2 separate regions of the Homo sapiens genome follow, and region 2 is linked to region 1. Evidence: chromatin contacts called from ENCODE Hi-C data. All regions are on one chromosome and are shown on one strand. Each heading gives the region's core, a stretch centred on a gene start or an enhancer-like site at or near the end of the contact. The rest is flanking DNA. Distances are from core to core; before and after follow the strand shown. Region 1 overlaps LINC00877 (long intergenic non-protein coding RNA 877). Region 2 overlaps LOC105377158 (a long non-coding RNA gene).

The links. A loop is a pair of places that touch in the nucleus more often than their neighbours do. Pooled maps may share reads with other maps.
Region 2: a pooled map shows a loop between it and region 1 (2.0-fold over the local background). The contact joins two enhancer-like sites. A Hi-C loop is called at or near these places in 1 of 168 maps with a recorded cell type or tissue (CD14-positive monocyte), 6 of 37 single-sample maps with no recorded cell type and 3 of 50 pooled maps.

Annotation. Positions count from the first base shown.
Region 1 is chr3:72,077,044-72,082,019 of GRCh38, reverse strand. All of the region lies in intron 2 of LINC00877 (long intergenic non-protein coding RNA 877), which reads left to right. Among named protein-coding and RNA genes, the nearest start is that of LINC00877, 21 kb to the left of the region's middle. RefSeq lists a silencer at 1-69 and enhancers at 3,362-3,411, 3,532-3,661, 3,732-3,821. Within about 2 kb of position 3,524, at least 3 of the 41 ENCODE cell types and tissues checked have a DNase peak (open chromatin) inside an H3K27ac peak, as active enhancers do.
Region 2 is chr3:72,286,443-72,291,955 of GRCh38, reverse strand. All of the region lies in intron 5 of LOC105377158 (a long non-coding RNA gene), which reads left to right. Among named protein-coding and RNA genes, the nearest start is that of LINC00870, 140 kb to the right of the region's middle. RefSeq lists an enhancer at 1-412 and a cis regulatory region at 1,893-3,129. Within about 2 kb of position 2,580, at least 5 of the 41 ENCODE cell types and tissues checked have a DNase peak (open chromatin) inside an H3K27ac peak, as active enhancers do.

The DNA.
Region 1 (4,976 bases), core at 2,275-4,774:
AATATCATACACAGTGCTGGTAAGGTCAGCTTGAGCTGCAGGCCCATTAGGATGTTTGGTTGAATGTGTGATGGTAGGAGTGAGATGGTCTGGTTTTTTTGTTGTTGTTTTTTTTTGTTTTTTTGTTTTTTTTTTTTCTGATTTTTCTTAGGACCCTGAGGTGAACATATGTGGTTTATTCCACATAGTGCTTATTTCTTCTTTACATTTGTACCTGCACTCTCCCTTTATCTTTCTTTGGGAAAATCCTTGTCACTGCATACTTCTTCTTCTTCTTTTTTTTTTTGTTGACAGAGTTTCACTCTGTTGCCCAGGCTGGAGTGCAGTGGTGTGATCTCAGCTCAGGCCAACCCCTGCCTCTGGGGTTCAAGTGACGCTCCTGCTTCAGCCTCCTGAGTAGCTGAAATTACAGACACGCATCACCACACCCAGCTATTTTTTCTATTTTTAGTAGAGACGGGGTCTCGCCTTGTTGGCCCTCAAACTCCTGACTCCAGGAGATCTGCCCACCTTGGCCTCCCAAAGTTTTGGGATTATAGGCATGAGCCACCACGCCTGGCACACTGCATACTGCTATATGGTGTCTGTCAGGCTGCTAAACTCCTCAGTCTTCCCGTAAGCCACAAGGTTGGCCATGGGATCGAGGTCTGCCCAATCCTAGTGTCTTCTCCCTTCAGACCCTGTGACTGGGCTAAGGAAGCTTGTGACCAGACCAGCCTATCAGAATCCTTCTCTGGGATTCATCCATAAACCAAAAGTAAAATTCTAAGTCCTCAGCCATTTTGATGGACCCCATCTCTTGGCCAAGGCATTCCAAAGTTAACCAGAAAAACTAGTTCAGGCCATGATGGGAAGAGGGAGTCAGACATGCTTCACCAAACCGTCCTCCCCTTTTGGAATTCAGGCTCACCTGACCAGCATTAACATCAACTCAACCTTAAGACTGATAGAACAGACGTTTTAAGTGTGATAAGAAACATTTACAATCTATTCTGTCTGCAGCCTGCCACCTGAGGCTTCATCTACATGATAAACCTTGGTGTCTACAATGCCTTATCACAACCCAGACATTCCTTCTGTTGATCCCAGGTCTTTAGATAATAACTCTTTCAACCAAATGCCAATCAAAAAGTCTCTGAATCTGCCTATGACCTGTGAGCGCCCCCGCTTCCAGTTGTCCTGCCATTCCAGACCGAACCAATACACATCTTACATGTATTGATTGATCTTCTTATGTCTCCCTAAAATGTAGAAAACCAAGTTGTAGCTCAACCACCTTGGGCACATGTTCTCAGGATCTCCTGAGGGTTGTGTCACAGGCCATTGGTCACTCATGTTTGGCTAGAATAAATCTCTTCAAATATTTTACAGAGTTTGACTCTTTTTGTTGACACACCTTTGGGCACCAGAAGAGAGAAATCACTGTTTCCTTGGACGGCCCTAAGATGTGATGATGTGAGTGAAGGATGCAGTTCACCCAACCCCATAAATGAATGGAGTCCTCTTGTAAGAGGGAATCAGCCCCAACCTACAGAGAAAAGAGAAGCTAAGTCTATGCAGGGGAGGGAGAAAGGGGGAAAGGAAGGAAGAAGAGATGGGGAGGGAGGAAGGGACAGTGGAAAAGAGGAAGGCAAGGGGAGGGAAAAGAGATCCTTGTCATTCGATTCACTAGCATCCCAAGGCTAATACCACATTCAAATTTTCACTCGCATGAGTCAAAAAAACTTCCCCATTTTACTTAAGCTTTGAGTTGGTTTCTGGCACTTTTAACTGAAAAGGTCTGAATAATAAAGTTCATCAATCCACTTGTAACCTAACTTCTAGAATTCAGGTTGTGCTGGGAAATTGCTAATTCAAAACTCAAGTGCCTACATCAGCGTGGGAAGGAGTCCTTTGGAGCTGTCTGAAATTTCAGGGCATTGTCCCCATTGGAAGCTTTGAACATTACACTTAGAAATGCTAATGAGAAAGAGAGAAAAGAGGGAGAGAGAGAAGGTTTAACCAATTTTCAAAAGCCAAAGTCAGTCTTTTTAGGAGAGAAAGGGGAAGAAAAAGGGATGGAAGACACTGGGAGTGTTTTTAGTGGCTGAGACAATGGAGGGTCTTCCTTACCAGGTAGTGAGGAATTTTTCCTACAAAAAAGACACGAGTGGCTTTTGTATTTGTAGACAGGACTAACCCTCCTGGGGGTGAGCTGATCAAGGTGAAATTATATAACCTATACAGTTAACTAAAGTGAATTCATCTCCATGCCCTCAGCAAGAAGAGTGAAAAAGAGGGCTGACATGGTGTTGGTTCTGCCCATCCTCACCTGCAAGGGGCATGTGAGAGCTGAAGTAATCAGATTTACTTCCTACCTCTCACGGTGCAAGCACCTCACTGTGCTAGTGGGCATTTGAAGGGATTTTCCAAATGCACCTTTAACTGTACACAATTTTCATCTTTGTAGAAATTTAGAACCCGACTCCCTAAATAACATGAGACATCACCATCACAGGCCTCATATTACAAGCCTGTACAGAGGGTGTGTGTGTGTGTATGTGTGTGTATGTGTATGTGTGTGCATATGTGTGTGTCTCAGAATATATCTGATGGTTATTTGAAGCTCAGTATTAATAAGCTATATAATAACTGGGTTCTATAGTATTTGAAATCAAAATCACTTTTAGATTCCTCTAGGCTCTTGTAAATGATAAGTACATCAAAATGCCTTGTGATGGCCTTCTGGGAAAAAATCCTCTCAGCCCAATTTACCAGGCAACTTTTATCCCATTGAATAAACTCGAGGCTCTAAGGCAGTGACTCTGCCATCAACAACATATATGAAAGCCTGCACTTTGTGGTTGGTCTGTTTTGTGTGAGGTGGGCACTTGCTGTTCTACTTGCCCAGTGGCACTTTTTAATTGGAATGATTTTTATTTGGTCTGATTTCCTGAAATAGAATACATCGCCTGCTTTAGAAACCCCAGATAGTCTATCAGCACAGACAGCAAATTGTCCTGGGGTTCTTGGCTTAGCTGTTTGTGGGGAGAAAGACTGCTGGGCAGGGTTTTGGCAGGGGGCAGTTGTAGCATATTCAAATCAGATATTGAAACAGTTTGTGTGTGTTTAGGAAGTAACCACAAATTTGACATGCCACCTCCACCCCAAACCCCAAACTGGTTCCATTCCAACAGGCAGTAGTCTCAAAGACTCTCTTAAATGGTTCATTTCTTCCTATTTACAACTCCCACAGTGAGCTGTTTTTTTAAGGGGAAATCAGTTTCTATGAACATCTAGGGCCCTGAGTGGGTCTTTGCTCTTTATTTGTCCTGCTTTGTTTAAACCAAAGAATACCTCAAGCCAGTAACCAGGCGAGCAGGGGCCTGTGACAGGCATGGTCACCTGAAATCCATTTATGCACAGGGATTGAAGGAGCAATCATATTCTAAATAAGGCTAATGAAGCTTTTTGTGAAAGCGCCAAAACCCACACACAAACGTCACCCTTGGCGTGTTCTCATTTCCACGGAGCAAAAGCAAAGGGGAGAAGGCTTACTGGGAAGCTGCCGCTGGCACATAGAATTAAGCAAAGGCTGTCCCATAGGTGTGCACAGCGGGCTTCTTTTCAGAGGGAGGATGAGGAGGAGGCAATGTGGTTCTTGCATACTAAGGGACTCAGTGTACTGCTCTAGGTGTGATTTTTCTTTTCTGTCACAATTGAGCCCAGTTTGAATTTCTCCCCTTACTTTCTTTTGGTTCACTCTTTTCCTTCATGGTAATCTTGCTGCTTAATGACCCTGGCCCCAGGCTTCCAAGGTAACTTGCCAAGAAGTTCAAGTTTACTTCTGAAGTCCATGGCTCTCACTTCCTCTTCCTTCGTCCCTCACCGCTTCTCACTTTTCTCCTCACACCTCCCGCACAACATCTGAAATATTCACTACCTCCAAGCGGCCCCGCTTTTGCAACCCACCCAAGCCTGTCATTTGTTTAAACGCTACTACTTATTTGGGTTTTGGCTCTGGGCCAGTCATCAGCAAACATTTTCTGAAAAGGGTTAGATAGTAAATAGTCTCAGCTTTTGAGCCACACTGTCTCTGTTGCAACCCTTCACTCTGTTATATCATGTAAATAGCCATCAACAATATGTAAATGAACAGGTAGGTGTGTCTGTGTTGCAATAAAACTTCATTTACAAAAAGAGGCAATAGGTTTGATTTGGCCTGATGGTCAAATGGAGTGAGTCCATGTGACATATGCAGGAAACTCACAAGGCTTTTAAGAATGGTATGTGCCCCAAAACACTGCCAGCTTGACCTGAAAGGGACAGAGAGAACAAAATGAAAGAAGGTTGTCAGATCACCAAAATTCTACAGACAGGAAACAGGTGGGTGAAACTACAGCTGCAAACAAGTATTACCCTTTATGAAGAAGGAAAGATGACTGTGAGAGCAGACCTTATAGGCTCTGAAGGCAGAGCTGAGAGCCATGCCTTGAAACCTAATGGAGTTTTTCTGGTTGGATTTAGAAAACATTTGGGACCAGGGACTCTTTTTTTTCTTTCCTTCTTCTCTCGTTTTGAATGGGAGTGCTGTTACCCTGGTGGAGTGTGTTTCATTTTGTATTTTGGGAGCAGATAATTTCTTTGCTAGCTTCATAGGTCCACAGATAGAGAGAAATTGTGCCACACACTGGACTATACCCAGAGCTTCACCCATGCCTATATTCGATGATTTATGTGATGAGAAATGAAACTTTTGACCTGATAAGACTTAGATGAGATTTTGGATTCAGGTTGATTGCTGTAATGGGTTGGGAGTTTTTAAGAATGGGTCAATGCAGTTGAGATAGACATAAAACTTTGGGAACAGACAGCATATTTTTGCAGGTTGAACAATGGCCTCCAGGCCAGCACGGTGGCTCACACCTGTAATCCCAACACTTTGGTAGGCTGAGGAAAGAGGATCACTCGAGCCCAGGAGTTCAAGACCAGCCTGG
Region 2 (5,513 bases), core at 1,331-3,830, 210 kb before region 1:
TTCAGACTTCAGTTTCTTAATCTATAAAATGGCGCTCCTAAAGCCTGCTTCAAGGGTTTCCGTAATAATGAATGACAAATGCTTAGCACGGTAGCAGTGAACTTACTAGTTAGGTGTGCCAGCTGTGTAATCTTGCACAAGCCCTTGACTTCTCCAGGACTTGGTTTCCCTACCTGTAAAATAGGCTACAAGTGCCTGCCTTATTGTGAGGATGCAGAGCCTGGCACCAAAAGACAGCCCCATACACAGTGGCCGGACAGCTGAGGGCCCCAGGCAGCCCACAGGACTCCACACACAGCAGCTCTGGAGACTGCTTCCTTGGCCAGACTGTGCAGGGGACCAGTTGCAGGGGCTAGTCCTGGAGGATTCTCGGCAACCTTAACTCCTCAGGTGCACCAGTCAGTCCCTGCAGTGAGGGCCTTGGCCAGGTGTGTGGGGACGGGTGGGGAGGAAAACACCTGGGGAAGGGTGAGCTGTTGTAGCTGGCTCCCACTCCCCTGGACTGGGTGTCTCAGGACCCTGTGTCTAGAGCCCCAGCCTCTCCCACCGTGTTGGCTCTGACTCAGCCGTGCCTGTAGGGACACCTGGAGACCAGCCAAGCCAGACCCCAGCTAGCAAGCACTAGAGCCCTGGATTTTTTTTTAAAGAAAGAACTCAGCTGGGGTGTCACCTTCCCAGCCTCTGCCCCTTTCAGTCTGGAGTCTTTCATTTTCCCTCTGTTTCTTTCTCTTTCTGTGAATGAGGCTGTACCTTGCTTCTATTTCTCTCTCCCAGTCCCTCTACCTGTCTGCCTCTGCCTCTCTCTCTCTCTCTCTCTCTCTCTCTGCATTTATCTGTTTTTCTCTCCCACCCTCTCTTTCCCGGTCCTCTGTTTATTTAGTCAGTTTCTCTCCACTGTCTGACTGTCTTTCTATCTCTTTCCGTTCCTATCTTTGCTTCTCTCTGTCTCAATGTCTGCCTGTCTGTTTCTGTCTCTTCCTCTCTCCATGTCCCCGTCCCCTCTCCACCACGCATTTGACATAGGGCACTGAGTGACTGTGGAGGACAAATGCGTCCCGAAGTTTCCCTCCACTCCCACTTAGAAGGCAGAGCCTGCAGAGGAACAAATGGGACAGGGCACATAGGGCGCCTGGGACCTCTGAGTGTACGAACAACCTTAGCGATGACTTCTGTTTCTGTTAGACTGTGAACTCCTTGAAGACAAGAGCACATCTGAATTACCTTTGAATAATCAATAACTAGCACAGGGCCTGGTATGTTGCTGATGTTCAGTAAACATTTATTTACATGAGTAAGTGATAGAATGAAAAAAAACACATTTTTTTTTTCTATCAAGTAAAATTTACTCATGACCATTTTGGGCTATCAGGACCTCTTTTTTTTTTTTTTTTTTTTTTTTTTTTTTTTTTTTTTGAGATAGGGTCTTGCTCTGTCGCCCAGGCTAGAGTGCAGTGACATGATCACGGCTCACTGCAACCTTGACCTTCAGGGCTCAAGTGATCCTCCTACCTCAGCCTCCCAAGTAGCTGAGACCGCAGGGGCATGCCGCTATGCCCGCTAATTGTTAAAATTTTGTAGAAACGGGGTCTCACCATGTTGGCAAGGCTGATCTCAAACCCCTGGGCTCAAGCGATCTTCCCGCCTTGGCTTCTCAAAGTGTTGGAAATATAGGTGTAAGCCACTGAGCCTAGCCTGTCTTTATCATTTTAAGTGAGTGCCCCCTCAGATAGAGAAACCAAAGTCAGTTTTTAAACCCTTGCTTTTTTAACTCTAATCCTCCTGGCACCATCACCACCCCTTAAACCTCCCATTCCAGAATATTCCAGAATGTACCAGGCTGTTCTTAGCTGTAGGGTCTTTGCACTTTTGATTCTCCCTGCTAACTCCTGTTCATTCTTTCCATTTCCTCGTGGATGTACCATTCTCCTTCCCTGACTGCCAGGCTAGATTTGGCTTTCCCCTTCTGTTCTTCCACAGTAGGCCATGCACACACCTACTTAACTTGCCTCCTCCCTCTGAACTGTAGGCTGCTTGAGGGAAGGGAGTGGGGCTTTCCTCACCTTATCTAGGACCTCGCACGGGTCCTGTAGTTCCTACAAGTTTGCCAATACGTCCTGAGCATTGTAACTCCTGGGGAGTTGCTGGGAAGTGCCAGTGGCTAAGTGATAGCTCCTAGCTCTATCTCTAGTTTTTAGCAGTTAAAAGACAATCTTGTCCAAGAATGAGAAGACCACACAAAATGCAGGTGGAGGAGACCAGTCTGGGGAAGCCACTTCCGGGCACCCAGGAACGCCTTGCTGGCTGTACCTCGGCTGGGGCAGGAGCCCGCACGAGAGTTACTTGCCCTTCAGCTTCCATGTTAGACAGGTTGGTTCTCAGCCAGGCTGAGCCCCAGGCACAGAAATAACTACCTGCTCAGACTGGTGGTTCCACCCCCCATCTCCTGCAATATTTTTTCAACAGGAGGAAGTGAAATGAATTAATTATGAGCCGTGTGTGTTCACATGCATGCGTTCTGTTGCCGAGCTCCCGTTCTTGAAATGTGCAATCCCAATTGCAAATGAAACGCTCCCATCCTACCCCGTGCTCCAGAGGGTTTTCATAACAGCGCCTTTGTGGGCTCCCTTGAATGTCTGCCATGCCAAGGAGGCCGCACATTCCTCCGGCGGCTGCCTCGCTGGGCTTTGAGGAAATCTGCTGGCGGCAGCCCCAGTTTGCAGGAGGTGGGAGGGCATGTCGGAAACGTTGCTCTTAATCTGCCCATCTCCCCTTGAGCCCCCAGCAGCCCAGGGAGGAGGGGTTCAGATAAAGCCACATGCAGCAGGCAGATTAAGAGCTGCTGTTTTTATCGCTGCTTTCAGAGTCTCATGTCACATGGGCATTAGCAAGCAGGGGCGAGCAGGGGGGCACGCAGGGATGGGGGAGAAGGGCTGGCACCGCCCACCCCAGCAGCCGTCATGGCCCTGCCTGGAATCACTCGTGGGCAGCTGTAGCAAGGAGTGAAAGACAAAAATGATCCTGAATTGTGGCCTGGAAATATGAGCTTTGTATAGAGGCTCGTGGTGTTTAATGTTCAGAATATTAAATGTAACTGTGATGATAATGACAGCAACTGACATTCACTGTACGCTTACTAAATATTTTTCATATATTATTTAAATTGATCTTCATCATAAGTCTGTGGTGCAGGCACTGCTCTGATTCCCATTTTTCAGGGGGAGCCTTAAAGGAGGTCAGGAATGTGTGGGGGTCTCATGGTAGTCAGCAGTGGAGGTGGGACTTGAACTCGAGGAGCCTGGCTTAGGAGCCTGCGCATTGGCTTTCTCCTCCTTAAAGCCAGGGTGGGCTACAGCAGACAATACTGTTTAGAAGAGCACATGATGGACTTCAGCCTGTCACAGAGCTGTGTTCAGCTTCCAGCTCTGCAGCTTCCTACCTGGGGGCTCTCAAGAGGGTCGCTTCACCTCTCAGGGCCTCAATTTCCTCTGTGTGATACCTGGAGAAGCACACCTGTCTCACAGCTGCTGTCACGATTGAAGAATATAACACATATAAGGTGCCTGGTGGGCATCAAATTGCATCCCTCCAAAAAGATATGTTGAAGCCTTAACCCCCAGTTCCTGAGAATGGGACTTTATTTGGAAATAGGATTGTTGCAGATGTAATTAGTTGAGGTCACTGGGTGAGATGGGCCCTTTCCAATGTGGTTGGTGTTCTTAAAGGGGGAAATTGGGACACAGAGCCAGATACACACAGAGCTAAGACTCAGAGAAGATGGGCCTGTGAGGGCAGAGGTAAGTTATGTGGCCACAAGCCAAGGAACACCGATGATTGTTAAGAACTGCCTTGGCAAGGTGGATTCTTTCCCAGAGCCTTCAGAGGGAGCACAGCCCAGCTGAAGCCTTGATTTTGGACTAGCCTCCAGGACTGGGAGAGAATACACTGTCATTTAAAGCCACCCAGTTTTTGGTACAGTCATCACTTGGTATCCATGGGGGATTGGTTTCAGGACCCCCGTGCACCCAAAATCCAAGGATACTCAAGTCCTTGATATAAAATGGCATAGTATTTGCATATAAACTATGCACACCTTCCTATATACCTTAAACCATCTCCAGATTCCTGATAATATCTAATACAATATAAATGCCACGTAAGTACTTGTTATGTCATATTGTTTAGGGAATAATGACAGGAAAAAAAAGTCTGTGCATGTTCAGTACAGATGTAGTTTTTCCCCCTGAATATTCTTGATTCCATAGATGTGGAACCCACAGATGCAGAGGGCTGACCGTGCTTTGCTATGGCAGCCTGAGCAAATGAAAGCAGTGCTAATGATCATAGAGGCCGCCAGTGCCTGCACTTCTTCTCCAGGCCACCCTGGAGTCACCTGCAGCTTGGTGTGCACAGCATGGCTCTTACCTCAAGCACCAGTGTCTCCCTGCCCAAAGGTTCTCTCTGAATGCAGAGCAAGCCTAGCAGGGCACCGAGGAGGCTGCAAGTGCCAAGAATGAATGCCCTGTGAACAGCCCTCAGTCAGTGAGGACTGCGAGCTGCGGGGTGGATACCCAGCCTCCCTATCTCTGGACAGGATGATTTTGAGTTGTAATCTATGCAGCCTCTCAGAGAATGTCCAGGGGGATTGAGCTCCAGTTGCTCATAGTGGTAACTCATTTATTAATGTCACCTTCCATCCTTATTTCCCTTCCCTTCTCTCCTACTGGTGCTTCCTAATATCACCTCCTAATAAACTGTACTCCAAGCCTTGTCTTGGGGTCTGCTTTGGGGGAGAACCAAGAGAAAGACAGGCATGGGATGATACTCAGTCAAACAGCCCCTGCTTTATCTTCCTGATTACAATTTCAGCCAGAGGCTGGCATCCTTGAGCTAAATGGACCAGTAGCTAGTCTTTGACCAACTGGGAAACTTTGAAGACCCTAAAGGTCCCTGCCCCCAGCAAAAAGCTCTAGCATCTTAGGGAGATGAAGATGACATCAACGATGATGGAGACGGCAATTTACAGGAGTGGGGAAATGACATTAATCAGAATTCTTGGGCACAGCCCTTGGGAGGCTGCTGTCTGGTGGGACTACTCCCCACAGAATCTCAGGGAAGGCTAAGCTGTTGCTTCTCAGGGGCCATTTGAGGCAGAGGGTCATGGGTGGGGAGCCTGGGCTTTTAGAAGGGAGCAGAGGCCAGGGGAGAGATGGTGGGACTCCGAGGGAGAAGATGTGGGCAGGATAATCTCTCCTGGTGACTCCTCAAGCCTTCTGGAAAGTTACTAAGCTGTGCAATTCATGCAGGTGGCAGGATTCTTGTAAAGCAAGTGAAGGGGCCAGGGTCCATGTACAGTCCAAACTGAGCAGGCACAGCAGACACAAAGGTGGAGAAGTAAGGTGGGCAACCTGTTGCCATTGTGGGAAGGGCCCTGGCATCATGCAGGCTGGGTGCAGGGGTCTGAGCCGAGTTGACCCAAATCCCAAGGGACAGAGTAGCATGGAGCAGACATTGGT